Linked DNA regions of Homo sapiens: region 1 is linked to region 2. Evidence: chromatin loops called from intact Hi-C (ENCODE). Cell type or tissue: ascending aorta. All regions are shown on one strand.

Evidence for each region. A loop is a pair of places that touch in the nucleus more often than their neighbours do. Peaks named below come from ENCODE experiments on the same cell type or tissue, not always from the same donor. Only the 100,000 strongest peaks of a DNase experiment are listed, where the experiment ranks them.
Region 1: a loop joins it to region 2, with 3 times the contacts of the local background. A loop is called at or near these places in 2 of 110 quality-filtered maps.

Annotation. Positions count from the first base shown.
Region 1 is chr5:77,302,500-77,310,499 of GRCh38, reverse strand. All of the region lies in intron 1 of PDE8B (phosphodiesterase 8B), which reads right to left. Among named protein-coding and RNA genes, the nearest start is that of PDE8B, 96 kb to the right of the region's middle. In ascending aorta, no CTCF peak of the experiment used is centred here; a DNase peak (open chromatin) is centred at 4,379; H3K27ac peaks cover 4,746 bases.
Region 2 is chr5:77,208,062-77,216,061 of GRCh38, reverse strand. It overlaps PDE8B (phosphodiesterase 8B), which reads right to left and starts at 5,382. Exons shown (of 22, transcript NM_003719.5): 1 at 4,798-5,382. The coding sequence starts at 5,136. In ascending aorta, no CTCF peak of the experiment used is centred here; DNase peaks (open chromatin) are centred at 4,507, 5,531 and 7,331; H3K4me3 peaks cover 2,774 bases; H3K27ac peaks cover 2,323 bases.

The DNA.
Region 1 (8,000 bases), 94 kb before region 2:
CTTCTCTTACTCTTCTTTTGTCTAAGTAAGTCAGTATCCTGCAAGGTGTGGGTGCTGACACCAGTAGCCTAGGGGCACAGCCCCAAGAGCAACTCTACTGGGAGAGGACCAGCACCAGAACCTGCTGCGTCACTGGGCTGCCAGCCCTTCACCCAGCTCCACTCCCAAGCCAGTTTTTGTTATTGAAATAGACACCCTCTTTCCAAAGCAGTGCAACTGCCAGAACGCTGATTAAAAAGTTAATGATTGGGCCAGATGCGGTGGCTCTCGCCTGTAATCCCAGCACTTTGGGAGGCCGAGGTGGGCAGATCACCTGAAGTCAGGAGTTCAAAACCAGCCTAGCCAACATGGTGAAACCCCATCTCTACTAAAAATACAAAAAATTAGCTGGGCATGGTGGCGGGCGCCTGTAATCCCAGCTGCTTGGGAGGCTGAGGCAGGAGAATCGCTTGAACCTGGGAGGCAGAGGTTGCAGTAAGCCGAAACCGTGCCATTGCGCTCCAGCCTGGGCAACAAGAGCAAAACTCCATCTCAAAAAAAAAAAAAAAAAAAAAAAGATTAATGATTAAAAAGGGAAACCAGTTGGGCATGGTGGCTCATGCCTGTAATCCCAGCATTTTCGGAGGCCGAGGCAGGTGGATCACTTGAGGCCAGGAGTTTGAGACCAGCCTGGCCAACATGGTGAAACCCCATTTCTACTCAAAATACAAAAATTAGCCAGGCATGGTGTTGGGCGCCTGTAATCCCAGATACTTGGGAGGCTGAGGCAGGAGAATGGCTTGAACTCGGGAGGTGGAGGCTGCAGTGAGCCAAGATCACACCACTACACTTCAGCCTGGGCAGCAGAGTGAGACTCTGAAAAAAAAAAAGTGAAACCAATTTAGTATATACTAAGATAAATTTGATAAGCCAGGGTACCTTTTCGCTTGCCCTGTGATCTCTCTTGAGTTCACTGCCTCCACCACACACAAAAGCCCCCTCCAACAAGACCACCTGTGAATGATTTCTCCAGCAAAATTAGGCTCCTAAAAGAGTCACTCAGTGGCAGAAAATAAAGCAATGAATGAAATCATAAATAGAAGCTTAAAAGGAATAAAATAAAAAGTGACTCGCATTGGAAGGCCAAGAGATAGGGAAGGATTCCTGCAAGAAGGGCACAGGCTGTCCAAAAAATAATAATTCACCCCTAACCAATACCTTGCCTGTATACTTTTCTTTCTCTCTTTCTTTCTCTCTCTTTCCTCTCCTTCCCCTCCCCACCCCTCCCTCCCCTCCCTCCCTCCCTTCCTTCCTTTCTTTCTTTTTCTTTCTTTCTTTCTTTCTGACAGAGTTTCACTCTGTCGCCCAGGCTGGAGTGCAGTGGTGCCTTCTTGGCTCACTACAACCTCCATCTCCTGGGTTCAAGTGATTTTCCTGCCTCAGCCTCCCAAGTGGCTGGGATTACAGGCACCCACCACCACTTACAGCTAATTTTTGTATTTTTAGTAGAGATGGGGTTTCGCCATGTTGGCCAGGGTGGTTTCAAACTCCTGACCTCGGGTGATCTGCCCGCCTCGGCCTCCTAAAGTGCTGGGATTACAGGCATGAGCCATTGTGCCCAGTTGCCTGTATACTTTTCCAAATAATCAATATGTGCATGAAGTGTTGATACAGCTAACCTTACATGGTGGGCTGGCGGGGAAGGGCAGGCGACTTTTGACTCTACCAGGAGAATATCTGATGACTGTGAACATTCCTTAAGTCCCTCTGACCCAGGCATTGTGCCAGGCGCATTCACACCTGTAATCCTAGGGGCAGACAGGCAATGGCCACTGTGTCACAGCATGGAGTTTTAAAAGCAACTTTCAAGCTAGAAGATATATCATTTTTCTTCCTAAAGGCAGGAAAGACCCTACGACTTTCTCTCATAGCCACAACAGTTCTCTGCCTGCCATCCAGTATTCTAACTCCTGTCTGACCTACCCAGCAGGAAGGCATGCTGTGAGCTCGTGGGAGGACAGCAGAGCCCGGAAGTGGGGCTGTAAAGTTGCTGCTAAGGGACATTCTCCAAACCCCTGCCTCTCGTATCTCTACCATCCTTTGCATCCTTTGCCTCTCTCCTCCCAGCCTCACTTCACTGTGCTCCCTCCCACGTGTTGTCACTCTACCTGCACTACCGGCGTGGGTGCCTCAGTTTACCAGCTCCTCTAGTCCTGACCCACACTTTGCTTTGTGTCTCTTGGCCTGCCTTTTCCTTCTTGGTCTGTGCTCCAAGTCATCTGGCCTTGGCTTCTGTGTCCAAAAGAGGTCAACTGTCCCAAAAGAACACTGGAACTTGTTCTTGCTGACTCTGAGGGCTGGCACTAGGTAGTGACCAGCAGGAAAAAACCTGTAGCAGGTGTATTCACAGACGGCAGTTTGCAGAGTTCTGCTTCTGACACAGGCGTCTAACTGCCTGCATTTCACCAATTTATAAAACAGCAACTATGAACAGAAACAGGAGATAATTTACTGACATCTGTGTAGCCAGGCCAAGATTCTCTACTTCAAAGAATGAACTTTGAGCAACTGCAGATGCACAGACTCTTCAATTAGTGTATTAGCTCTGATTCCAGGAAGTGGCCAAGTTTGCCAGGGTCAGAGAAACAAATGCAGGGGTGGGGGCATAGGTAACATAATTCCAACACCTGAGAAGAGGGGAGGGTGGGACCAGAGTGTGAAGAGAGACACACTTCCTAGCCACATGTGTTTCCACAGTAGCCTAATGAGGAAGGACTGCTGAACTACAGCGTAGTTTTAACTGTGCTGTATAACATTCGTAGTGTGTCAAATATTTGTGTGTACATGTGTGAATGGTAACATACACACATATATACATGGAAGCAGGGTCACCAATCCACTTTCACATGAAAAAAAAAACACAAGTACTATTTTGTAGCATTTGTTGACTTCCGTGGTATAAATACCATTGTTGATCTCAAGCTGGCAACATGGGTCCATGACTGCAAAATTAGGAATACATCATTTCATTCAGAGAAGGTCTATGGCAAAGTCACTCAGTCTTTGTTGATCTGTAAACGTCTATCACTCACTTTTGCTTGAAGTTTGGCTGAATATAGAATTCTGGTTGAGAGACATTTTCTCTCCCACTTTGAAGTTGAGAAAGAGGAGGTAATACTTCTGGTTTGGGAGGTGGGGAGATCAAGGAAGGCTTCATGAAGGCAGGCAGGTGGTGAAGAATAGGGGGACGAAGATACTGGGTTGGGGAAGGAGATTCTAGGCATAGGGAACAGCACAGGCACAGGCATGGAGGCAGGAAAGCGAAGGTGCTGGTGGGGAGAAAACAAGTGTCCAGAGAGCTGGATTGCAGTGTGAGAAAGGGTCGACTGGGAAGGCTGGGGTCAGATCCTCAGAGGACACAGGAAGGAGCTCTCTTTTTTAATCTCTAAGCACCAATCACATTGCAGGTGTTTGAGCAAAGGATTAACGTAATAAGATCTGTGACTTGGGAAAATCAAACATTGGCTTGCCCACTTTCTGAACAACCAAGAACAGAGATTTAGCAAAAACTAAACAAAAACACCACTATGAGTAGGAACTACAGCAATGAAAGCAAGTGGGAAAATACACTGCAATGATCAAGAAAAAAACTCAGCTTGGCTTCACTTCAATAGAAAGGGAACTCCACGATACAACCCAGCTGGTGCAGGGTAGGCAGATGGAAGAGGCAAACTCACGAGAGAAATCAAGGTAGTTCAGGTTGGTTAATTCACCTGTCACGCCACCACATTCTCTAGAGGTGATTGCTGCAGCTCTTAATAGTTTCAGCTTCAGGAATTTTGTTAAGTAACTTGGCATCGAGTTTTAGAGCCTTCCTCAGACAAGAGGGAAGCTAAGGATTCAGGAAGGAAAGCAGTTGACCTGGAAAGCCCTTTCCTGCCTCAGCAGCTAACGCATCCTTCAAGGGCCTGCTCCAACGCCCTTGCCCTCTGACAATGGTTCAAGTCCAACTTCACCCAAAGAAGAACCAGTGATTTCTCTCCTCAGTACTCCTGTATTCATAGCACTGATTTTGTTACTCATTTAAATATCTCACTCCTTGGCAAGACTGTGAGTTTCTTGAGGACATAGTCTCTGTCTTTTTCACAATTTTATCCCCAGCATCTACAAGATGCTCAGTAAATGCTTTGTGGAATTGAATTAAACTGAAAAGAACAGACAGCTTTTAAGTAACAGAGTGAAGATTGAGACTTCATTCTTCCTAACTCCCAGTGCACTGCTCTTCCATTATGCTCCAAAATTGGAAGCATTAATTCTGCAGCACTCATCTTTCTGGTATGGCTTCTGGACTCCATTCAGACTCTGCAAAACAGATGATGCAGTGCCTGGCGATCCCTGCTTGTGCCTGGTAGTCTGTTAACAGGGCTGGCCCAGCACCAAGAAGAAAAAGGGTATGCATGCGTGTGCATGTGCGTGTGTGTCCAGGTGGGGGTGGAATGTCTGAGTTCCAAAACTCAGAGTCTGAATCTTCCCCACTTCAATGACTTCTCCTTTAGAATCCCTTCCTTCCCACCATCTACAGTACTGAGTGTTCGCACACACACAGCTTAAGGCAAGCTTGACTTGCACTTTGTGACGGGTCCACGGTGAAGATCATTTCACACTGAAAAGACACCAGCTGTGGGCACAGAAATAGGCACTTTTAAATGCTCTTCATCAACTCTGTCTGCTGCCCTGTTGGCTCTGATTTAAAAATAGCATTTAATGATCTCAATATGTGCCCTGTCCACCCTCCATTCTCAGGCCAAACTTAGTTCTTTATTCGTCTGAGCTCTGGGTAAACAAAGGTTGTGTCTGCCTTTTGCCTTTTTAATGGGCCCCTGTCTGTCCTCTGGCTTCCAGTCAGAAAGGGACTGGCCCTGCAGCCTCTAGGTGATCCCACTGTGAGGCTGGGCCTCCCTGCTCTATGCTGGGAAACTCTGTCCCATCCCACCCTCTCTCCCCTGCCAACTGTGCTTAGCACACCCAGAACACTCTCTTCCTTCTGTCCCCTCTCAGTTGTGGGCCCTGCTGGCTGGCGCTGCCCTCACTCCAGCCTCCAGCCTTACCTGGCTGTGGTCTGGCTGCCCTCCAGCACCTCCTGGCAACTCTGATACCCTGGACCTTTCAGGGCCCAAGAGCTCACTGGGCAGCCCATGAGCTTCCCTTCTCCTTCCTGCTTCCAATCCTCTGGTCTAGAAGTTCTCAACCTGGGCTTCATATTAGAAGTACCTGGGGAACTTTAAAAATATATCAATGCCTGGGTCCTATTTGACACCAAGATAACTGGAATCTCTAAAATCTCTAAGAATGGGGCCCAAGTGTCTTCAACTTTTTATCTCCTTGGGTTTAGCCAGGGTTGAGAACCACTAGTCTATTCTTTTGAGCAGACTTGTCTGTTGCTAACTTCAATTCCTGCTTCTTTAATGGCCCCTCCTGCAGACTCTATTACATATCCATTTACTCAACAAACACCGGTGGAACACTTACCTCGTGGAAGGTAACAACACCCACCCAAGACTCAGCTATCATGCCTGGACCCAGACATTGACAGCTATCTGTGTTCATTTCCAGATACCTCCACTGGTTTTTTCCAGATAGCTCCACGAAAAACACAAGATTATAATGTTGGCATGAGGAAGATAAAGTCTTTTATATTTGGTGAATTATCCCCCCCAAACAATATCCCTACGTTACAATCAAAATCAATCAAAAATCTCTTTCATAGTTTTTCTGTTATATAATATAGATGGACGATTACTCATGGTTACAAGATACTCACAGCCAGTGACATATTTCATTACTTTTATGTTTTATGCCCTACTATTTAGAATAGTACATTAATTTGGCAGCATGATGTTTTATCACATAAACATACAAATGTCTACTCATCAAAATATACAACCATGAAATAAAAGATTAATCACTTTGACTTTAAAATTATAGCTTCTATTCACCAAAAACAAAACAAAAAAAAGCAAAGAGCACTGTAATAAAAGAGAAAAAGGCCCAGAGCTGGAGAGATGAAATCTAAAACATAAAAACCCAAAAATACTAGTAACCAGAACATAAAACAAAATTTTTTTAAACATCAGTAAGAAGACAGCCAAAAACAAAGCCGGGGAAATGATTTGAAAAAGAAATTTACAGGAGAGGAAATATAAGTATGAAGAGATGCTCATCATCATTAGTAATCAGGAAGATAAAAATTTTAAATTACAATGAGATACTATCTTACATCCAACTATTTTTATCAACAGAATGGCAGAATTAAGAGTCAAACATTATCTAGCATAGGCAAGAAAGTGGCCCCTCAGAAACTCTTATACATTGTTGGTGGGCATGTAAACTGGTTTAGCAACTTTGAAAAACAGTTTGGGGATATCTAGTGAAGACGAAGAAGTATATATCTGACAATTCAGCCTCCTATATGAGTGTATCTCTAGGGTGTATAGGAGGCATTTACAAGAATATTCAGAGCAGTATTGTTTGTAACAAAAATTTAGAAAACTGAATCCATAGTCTATTAATATCACCAGAAGAAACTGATATATGTATCAAGGACTAGCCATACAATAGAATATTATACAACAGTAAAAATGAAACAACTAGAGTTACTCATTTAAAACTTATGAATCTTACAAACATTGAGTTAAACAACAAAACAAAAAATTGCAAGTTTTAGAATGATGCATACCTTAGGATACCACTTGAAGTTTACAAATACTTAAAACAATACTGAATAGACTTTAGGAATATATTATAACAGTACAAAGAAATGCTGACAAACTCCCAATTGAGGCAAGTGGTCCTGCTGGTGGAGGGGACGATGAATTCAGGGAGAGAAGTGCCGGGGCTTCAACTATATTGTGAATGACCTATTTATTTATTTATTTATTTATTTATTTATTTTGAGATGGAGTCTTGCTCTGTTGCCCAGGCTAGAATGCAGTGGAGTGATCTCGGCTCACTGCAACCTCCACCTCCCAGGTTCAAGTGATTCTTTTGTCTCAGCCTCCCAAGTAGCTGGGATTACAGGCTAATTTTTTGTATTTTAGTAGGGAACACAAAAATTCTCTACGCCCTGCTAATTTTTTGTATTTTAGTAGAGACGGGGTTTCACCGTGTTGCCCAGGCTGGTCTTGAATTCCTGAGCTCAGGCAATCCATCCACCTTGGCCTCCCGAAGTGCTGGGATTACAGGCATGAGGCACCACACTCAGCGTATGACCTATTTTTTTAAGCAGTAAATAGTGAGTACATGGGTGTTTACTGAATTAAACTTTCTATCTTCTTGTATATGTAGATATTTCCAAATAAATGGAAATTAGGTTTAATTTTATTGGGAAAGTCTATTTCCTATTTTGGTGTTAACATTAATGGAGCATTAGCCACTACATAAATATTCTACACATGCTTTTTATTTTTCCAGTAAAGTCTTTATTTGGTAGAATAAGGTGTTGTATTTAAAATTCCTCAGAATATAGATGGGGTTTCTCTGAAACTTGGTAAAATAAAATTCTAGAAAATTGGGCTGGGACTCAGGGGACCTTGCTCAAGATGAGTAACTGCACTGTGCCTCAATAAGACAAAAGGGGCTGATGAATTCCCCACGTACATCATCTCACGTAAAGGTCACAGCAATCCCACAGGGCATCCTGGGCCCCTTTCTATGGCTTAAGAGGTTATGCTGCAGAAAGGTTAAGCCACTTACCCGAGAGGATGAAGCTGAGATTTAAGCCCAGGTCTGCCTCACTGGGAAGGCCATGCTCTTATTTGTGTATTTACTTATATCTCAGACTGTTCCAGAAAGGCCTTAAGATGGTGTACAAAGAGACTTTAAATGAGGTGAGGGTTTTTAAATGACTTATAAATAAGATGTGAAAGATCTGGCTGAGAAACAATGAGCATGGAAAGAGGAAGCAGGTAGGGAAGTCGGTGTGCACAACGTTTGGCACAAGGCACCCGCTCCCGCTGCAGTGG
Region 2 (8,000 bases):
AAGAACTGGTTGGTTGGTCTTGTGTCATTTGGTGCTGGGTTCACAAAGTTACCTACAGCCCTCCGATTGGTCACCACAGCCTCCTGAATAGAATAGAAAGTAAGCAGCTTTTATTCCCCAATCAGAAGTCTCAACCTGGTTCAACAGCTGTCACCTTTGCTGAACCACTAATTTCTAGATTTCCCTTGCCTGCCTGGCCCCAACATTCCCACCTGCTCCCTGGCCCCCTCCAACTTTGCTGGTTGAACAAACTCTGGACTCTGTCTTCCCACCTGGTTCCACGGGGCTCACTCCCTCCTTCCTATTTTGATTATTATTTTGATTACTGGCCTTTACCCATGACCAGTTTAGTGCCACAGAATCTGCCCTGCCCTCACCAGCATATTCTGTCCTGCTGGCGCCCAGGCCATACCTGGTGGTCACCAAAACAGGATTTCAGTAGAAACTATATCATCTCTGAACAGCTGGCAGCTTATACTATGTTACATCCTGGCTTGAGGACTTACTTTCCTTCAAAAGGAAGAATTACCTGATAGTCCTTAAAAATTCATGGAACTACTGAAGAAAGTCATGAAAATAAGGAAAATGTGCTCATTCATTCTAATTAATGTGCTGGGAAAAGAAGGGACTAAATTGTAATCATATATACAATGGCAGAAGGCAAACTTGGATTTTATGAAATCAGCTTGCAGGACTCATTTGAGCTTATTAAACTTTATACTTCATTTTAAAATGAAAAATGATGGTGAAAGGCCTAGCAAGAATTCCAAGAGCTGAGAAGAGAATATGTGCCTGTATCATGTAACATCCAGCCTTGCTTTAGACTTCTGTTGTGGTGGCAAAGCAAGACATTAGGACCTGTACAAACCCAAAAGGATCCTGGGGAAAACTTAACCTCAAGAAACCAGAGTTGGTTACATGATCCAACACTCCTCACTTACAGACTTTTTAGCCAATCTCGGAGGCTCAGCGTTTTGACTTCCTGTACAGGGATAGCAGGTTTCCCATACAGAAGTGAACTAAGATGAAAGCAGTGCTATGACCAGTACCCCAGATAAAGACAGTGTGGTACTATGCACTCTGCTAGAGGTGGCCCCACCTCATTCGCCTGGTCAACAGACAGATAATTTAATTCACCACTGTAAAAAGCAGTGGTTCTCAAAATGGGGTCCCCAGATCAGCAACACTAGCATCTCCTGGAAGCTTGTTAGAAATTCAAATTCTCAGGCCCCACCCAAGACCTACTAAATCAGAATCTCTGGGAGTGGAGTCCAGCAATCTATATTTTAACAAGCTCTCTAGGTGATTCTTGCGTAAAGTTTGACTCCAAAACACTGACTTAGAAAACAAAAATGACTTTTTTCCAAAATAGCTCTACTCCTCCCCCAAATAAAATCTCATTATTATTTACCATAAGGTCAGTGGAATATCTATTTATTTTCCTTTTATATATAGTCAACTCAGGATTATCCTCACAAATTCTGGAGTGCTATGGAACAGAAAACATAGCAGTCACTAATAACTGGCTTAGGCACACCATTTTACAGGAGATTTATCCTCCTCATTAGGCTTTGCTTACCAAATTTCATGGATATTTCCTGAATCGCTAGCACCTACAACACAGTCTGGCCACAAATACTGAATGAACAAATGAGCACATTCTGTATGAATGGAGGGAAAACGGGGAGCTGGTGATGCTGCCATCTGGAAACTAACAACATCCTGTGTCTGATCCACAAAAGAGTGAACCTACACAGAGGTCATAGCAAGTTGACGATATTGTCAATAACGATTCTTCTCTACAACTGGCTGTCTAGTCCCAGATGCTCCCAAGTAGGAACAGCTGGTATGAGAAAACTTGTAAGAATCCCTGGTTCTTCCCAGAGAGAGGTTCAACCATCTCCTCTGAGGATTTCTGAACAAGAATTACAAAACTGGCACAATATCAAGAGTGAACATCCTGCAGGATTCTCCTGTTGGAGTACTATTTTTGAAAAGGCAAGCAAAAAGGAAAGAAATTGCTAGGAAGTTGCATTTTCACAGCAATTGGGAGACAAATCTAACTTCTTACCAGAAATGGAAACCCATGTGATATCATTGTACTGCATATGAATTATTAATGCTTATAACCCTTTTTTTTTTGCAAATTAGGTATTCAGGAAGGTTCCTGTTGACATCATGTTTGACATCATAATGCCTCATCATTCTAAAAGCTTAATGAGATGAATTATTGCTAGAAAAGAGAGAGAGAGAGATCAAGCACACATTTTTGCACTCTGGGGAATACCAGAGGCCAAGTAGATAATGAGGATACACTTCATAATTGATGTAAAATGGCCAGGGGGAGGGGGTGGAAACTATTACAACCTTCCACCACTGTAAACAGGACCAAATGGTAAAGATTTTATTTTTCCACCTGTGTGCTTTGGAAAGGGGTGGGGCACCACCACGTGCCTAGCAACTATCTCAAACTCTTACGGCAAAAAAAGAATGCTTAGTCTACAAAAAAATGAATGTAAAGTTTTTATAAAATTATCTCAGCAACAAAAGGGCACAGAACATGTGAACTTTACGATTGAGAAAAGACAATACAACACCGAGTCACAGGCCTAAAAGGATACTATTAAATATATTAGGGCAGTTCTGTGATAATAATTCTGTAAGATTTGCATAAATAACTCTGGTCTCAAATTTCACTTCAAATATATACTTTCTGAGATCCACACAATGCAAAGTAGTGTTAAGTCAATGAACCAGGGGTTTCATTTCCAACATTCCCAGTAATGGGTTAGAGTGAATTAAGCTCTTATTTGGGAATCTTCTTGATAAAGCAAAATGAGTTAAACTCCTACCCAGGTCAAGCCTTTTAATACTTAAGCCAAGTAGCAATGAGATTAATACAAGTTTATACAAGCTGCTAATAATTGGGGCTCATTGTCCCTTCAGTTTTTACTTCATTTGGTCTCTAAGCAGCCTCTTGAGGGAAGTATTAAAAATGTACAGAATGGGTTCATTCAGTATTCTTTCTTCTACTGAACAAACATGGAGTAGCTAGAGTTGCCAAGTACTAAACTGAGATTATAGATATTCTAGAAAACAAAAATTCACAATTTCTCTGGAGCAACCAAAAAAAGTATCACAAAGTTCATGAGCTGTCACAATTTTGAACTACTGCTTCAGGTCTTCAACCGTCAGGCAAAAGGATGGTCTTTACTGATAATATCCCAACTTAATATTTTCACCAAATTTAACATTTTCATCCCTGAAAATTGCTCCTAAAGCTAACTTTGTGTGAACAGGGAGGGGGAGAGAGAGAGAGCTTGACAAAAGCAAAGTATAGCGTTCAGCACATGCCTCTGTAACGAATGGGCAACTGGTAGGTTTGTACTGTCATAAATCCTAGACTCTAGTCTTCAGACATGCTATGCTAAGATCACACTGTTAACATTCAATAGTTAGGAGAGAAAGCTTACTCCTGGCACATAGTAGGTGCTCAATAAACGATGTTTTTACTATAATGGTGATTATGATTACTGCCAGAGAAACACTGCAACCACAAGCAAACATCAGTCAAGCTTCATGTTAAACAATCAGATGCTGTTAAAAAAAAAATAGGTTCATTAAAAAACTTTTGGACTTCCAGATTGAAGCCAAAACATGTTATCCTTCTCCTCACTCCTCCACTGTGGGCTGCCTTCATCCAATGAAGACCAAGTTTTTAACTATTAAAAATACAAATGTGTCTTTGACAAATAATCCATGGAATGGTTCTTGGTAACCTATTGACCAGGTAAAGGCTGTGATTCTATCTGACATTAGGAGTATTTTTTTCTCTCTGTACAATAGGATATGCCATTGTTATCTTGTTTGCTGAAAGGAAAAAAGACCCAGTGCCCAGATTTACACAATGAAAAGCCTCTTGGATTTAACGGTACTTTGAGAACATACGGGAGGACACTATTTAAATAATTATTTTTCTTCTGTCTTTAAGAAATAAATATTTAGCGACTGCTTTAACCATCTAAACAATTTTTTCCACTTCCTCAAAATCCCACTCTCTGGGAAGATCAGTTGTATGTGCAGAATCATCCTCAGACAGCTGTACTGCACTGGAAACCACGTCCCCTCACGGTGGCTCTGCTGACACTCCGAACTCATGGCCCGGTTCTCTCAATTCTGTCTAGGATGCAGCCAACCCAGAGAAACGTTACAGTGACAAACAACAGGTTCCACTCTGCTCCGTTCCCACATCTCTTAAAACACGAACACTCATTCATTCACAAATCCCTACGCTCGGTTCCTGTGCTGAGACTCCAGCCTGGCTGGTAATCCCAGGTAAAAATCGGAATATGGGGCACTATCTATCCTGGTGCTGCAACTGCACCAGTCACCTACAAGGCACGCAAATCCAGCTCAGTGCTCAGATTTCATTCAACAGGACTGGCCACCGAATGCTCTCAATGGTCCCCACCCCTCTTCCTGCATAAACCAAGCCACAGCCTTCCTGCCCTCAAGGAGGAACAGGCCAGCCCACCTGCTTCCTTCTGCGCTCCCTTCCCCGCCCAGTCCCCCAGGACCAGCTAAGGACGCTTCCAGGACCCCTCCAGGGGCCTTTTTCTGACCACATTTCCTGGGCTCCCATCATCTCCACAAATGAAAAGTAAACTCCTCCTTAGTGACAACCTCTCCAAACCAACCGCCTCACGGTCACCCAACTCCGCCGGAGCCCCCTACCCGTGCGAGCCCCGCCGACGGGGCGGACGGCCCCCACGGCGTGTGCCAGCGCGGGGCATTTACCTTCACGCTGGTGTAGCAGGTCTGAGTCTCGGCCTCGGCGCTGCTGCAGCAGTGGCGCCTCCGGCCCCTGCTGGTGGTCGCGGCGGGGGCTGCGGAACCCGCGCTGCTACCGCTGCCCAGCTCGGTGCGGGCCCTGCGGACGCGGGCTACGCTGGGGGGTCCCGACGCGCGGCTCGGGGGGATGGCGTCGGCGGCGTCGGTCTGGACGAAGAGGCCGGGCAGGGGTGCCGCCGGGCCCTGCGACACGCTGGTGGTCTGGCGGGGCGAGCTGGACTCGTCCGAGTCCCGGCAGTAGATCACGCCGCTCTGCGAGACATGGATGCTGGGGGCGCAGCCCATCCCTCGGCCGGGCTCCCCCGCGCGCCCGCCCGCGCCCGCGGCCGCCGGGACCCAGCGCACCCGCTGCCACCTGCAGTGAGGGGGCGGCCGCGGCGGCGCCCGGACTGCGCGCCCCCCGGCCTGTGTGTCCGCCGCTCCGTCGGGCTGGCCGCGGTGCCCCCCGCCGAGCCTCCGGGGACCGCGCGCGTCACCCCAACTTTCCCTTTTGGGCCATCTTCCTCCCCGAGCGGGGGAGCGCGCATACACAGCGCCCCGCGCGCACCAGCGGCCGCCACCCTCCCCGCCGCGGCGCCCCAAACACGCTCCCCGCGCCTCCGCCTTCCCCTCCTCCCTCGGCGCGGCCCCCGCCGCCGCCCAGCTCGACCTCGCCGGGCTCCCGCACCCGCGGCCCTGGGCCAGGGCGCCCGCCCGCCTGCCCGCCTGCCTGCACCTTCTTTCCCCACTTTCGGTCTGCGCCCGTCCCCTCCCTCCCTCGCTCCCACCCTCCTTCCTCCTCAGGTGCCCCGGCTCCGCGGCCGCAGCCGCCCGGGCCCCACTGCGCCCCTCCGCCCCTCCCGCCGCTCCCGGAGCTCTCCCGACAGGGCAGAGCGTGCCCGCGGCTCGGCTCCGCCGCGGGGCCCCTGTGCGCGGCAGCTGGCACCGCGCCTCGGCGCCCTCCCCTCCTCCTCCGCTGTCCAGAGGCCTCGTCTCTTCTGCACTCATCCCGACGCCGCCCCCAGCGCCCCAGCCCCTCTTCCCCTGAAGGGCTGTGTAAGCCTCTCGCTTTTCACCAACACATTTTCACACATCCCAGAGCTAAACACCAGGAGGCCCCTCCCGAAATGGCAGGGGCCCTACAGCCCAGGCCCACCCACCGCATTTGCTTGCCTCTCAACACACCCGGGAAGTGATGGAGAGACCTCATGGTTCCGTCCTCTTCCCCCAGCCCCACCGCCTACTCCGAAGGCTGAGTTGGATGGTGACCCAGTCTTCAGAAGAAGCCCATTCCATGTCTACTCATCGTTTGGAAGTTTGTGCCAAGGGATGGGAGGCCCTGCGGAGGAAGGCACCCTTGAACACATACGTTCCCCTAAGATCCAAGGCAAGAACAGAAAGAAGCTGTCTGATGGTTCTTGGCTTTCTCCCCCATTTTCACCTCTTCCTTAGGTGTCACTAAATGTTCATGCTGGTTTCTATCCCGTCCAGCCGCCCATGTCAACTGCTGTTCCTCACACTCTGGGCTGGGCAGTCAACAAGGCCTTCCCTCATTCTCCTTGGTGAGGCATGCACAGACTGAGCTGTGCTGGAGGAGAGGAAGAATGCCTTTAGAAGGATGGCTGCTGTTCATCCTTCCCTTGTAAACTCTGAGTTACAGCTGCGAGACACCACTGCCCATTCAGTCACTGGTTCCCGCAGTAATTCCTGCCCGATTTTCACAATGGCACGGGGAGATAAATTAGATGGTCTAAGAAAGGATTTTATCTAGAGTTGCTTATACGGACAAGGGCAGTAACATAGAGGCTTAATGCAAGGCACAAAGAAGTATCCAATTTTAAGGTTTGTTTTTTGTTTTTTTTTCATTCTTATTTTCCTTTTTCTTCCTGGACCACTCTTGGATGTGACTGGATGAAGACTTCAAAAGACAGTTTCTAAATTTCATAGAGAAGCAAGATATCATTCCCAATCCCAAATTCAGTTATACAGGGAGAGTCTAACCTTATTCTTCTACCTTTGCTTCTCTTCTCAGTTTAGCTCTCTTTTTTTGATACAAAAAAACTCCATCTCCAGCTAACCTGGAAAAAGTCTATGCTGTATTTTTTAATGGACAGGCAAATTGCTCATAAAATTTCTGCACAGGTTGGGTCCTCCTAGAAGCAGATTCTGAGATGGTGTTTAGCAGGCAGAGGGAGGCTTTTTAGGAAGTGCTCTTGTAGTCAACATTTGTGGGAGGAAATAAAGGGAGGGAATGGAGGGAGGCAAGCTTGAGCAGAGGGAGAAATTGACCAAGCCTCAGGCATCCCTGCAGGGAGGATTCTGAAGGTGGGATGATGCTTCAGAGTTGTTCTGAGTTGGGGCTGGGTTCTGAGTTGTTCTGGTGGGCCTTTATACCCCAGCATGGACCAGTCTTTACATGCAGGCCACCTCAGCGACCTTGGGCAAGGTGGCTCTCTTCAGCTGAGGCACTGCCCCTAGGAGATGTCAGCTGAGCCAAGGGCTTTCTGCTGGCAGCACTCCCAGTAGCTGGAGGAGTAAGTCCTTTCCTGGCATCATAGCCTCCACCCACAGTTCCCTTCCAGGCTGCTGAGATCCATGTTTCCTTGTCCCATCCATGCCTGTAAGAACACCACATTAAATGGCTGAGACTGAGATATGGGGACAGTCATTCATTTAAAACTAAGCCTCATAGCAACCATCTGCTCTACTTCCAAAGGACAATTTAGGACCTGGGAAAACAACATCAGAGTTAAATTGCAAAAACACTAGTCTCTATACTAGTCCCTGATGTAACGTTCAAGTCAGGGTTTAATGATTCCTAAAGCTTACCTGTGATAATGCATATAGCATTTCAGTCATTACCTTTCATGGAGCTATCAATGACAGCCTTCACATACTGAAATTTACAGCCATGCATATTCTCATGACACATGTCTACTTTTTCAGAGTTTTCTCTAGGAATGCAATGAAACCACCCAGAAAAAAGCACCAGTCACTCACTGAGGCTTTGAAAGGCAAGAAGACTGTGATGAAACAGAAATTACAACCAATCTTCTGGTGGAGAACATTAGGAGCTGAATCATGAAGCTAGAAGTCACCCAGAAACAAATTTAGGTTGAACTTTCTACATTAAAAAATAAGAATAATTAAGCCTTGAAAGAGTAGGTGAC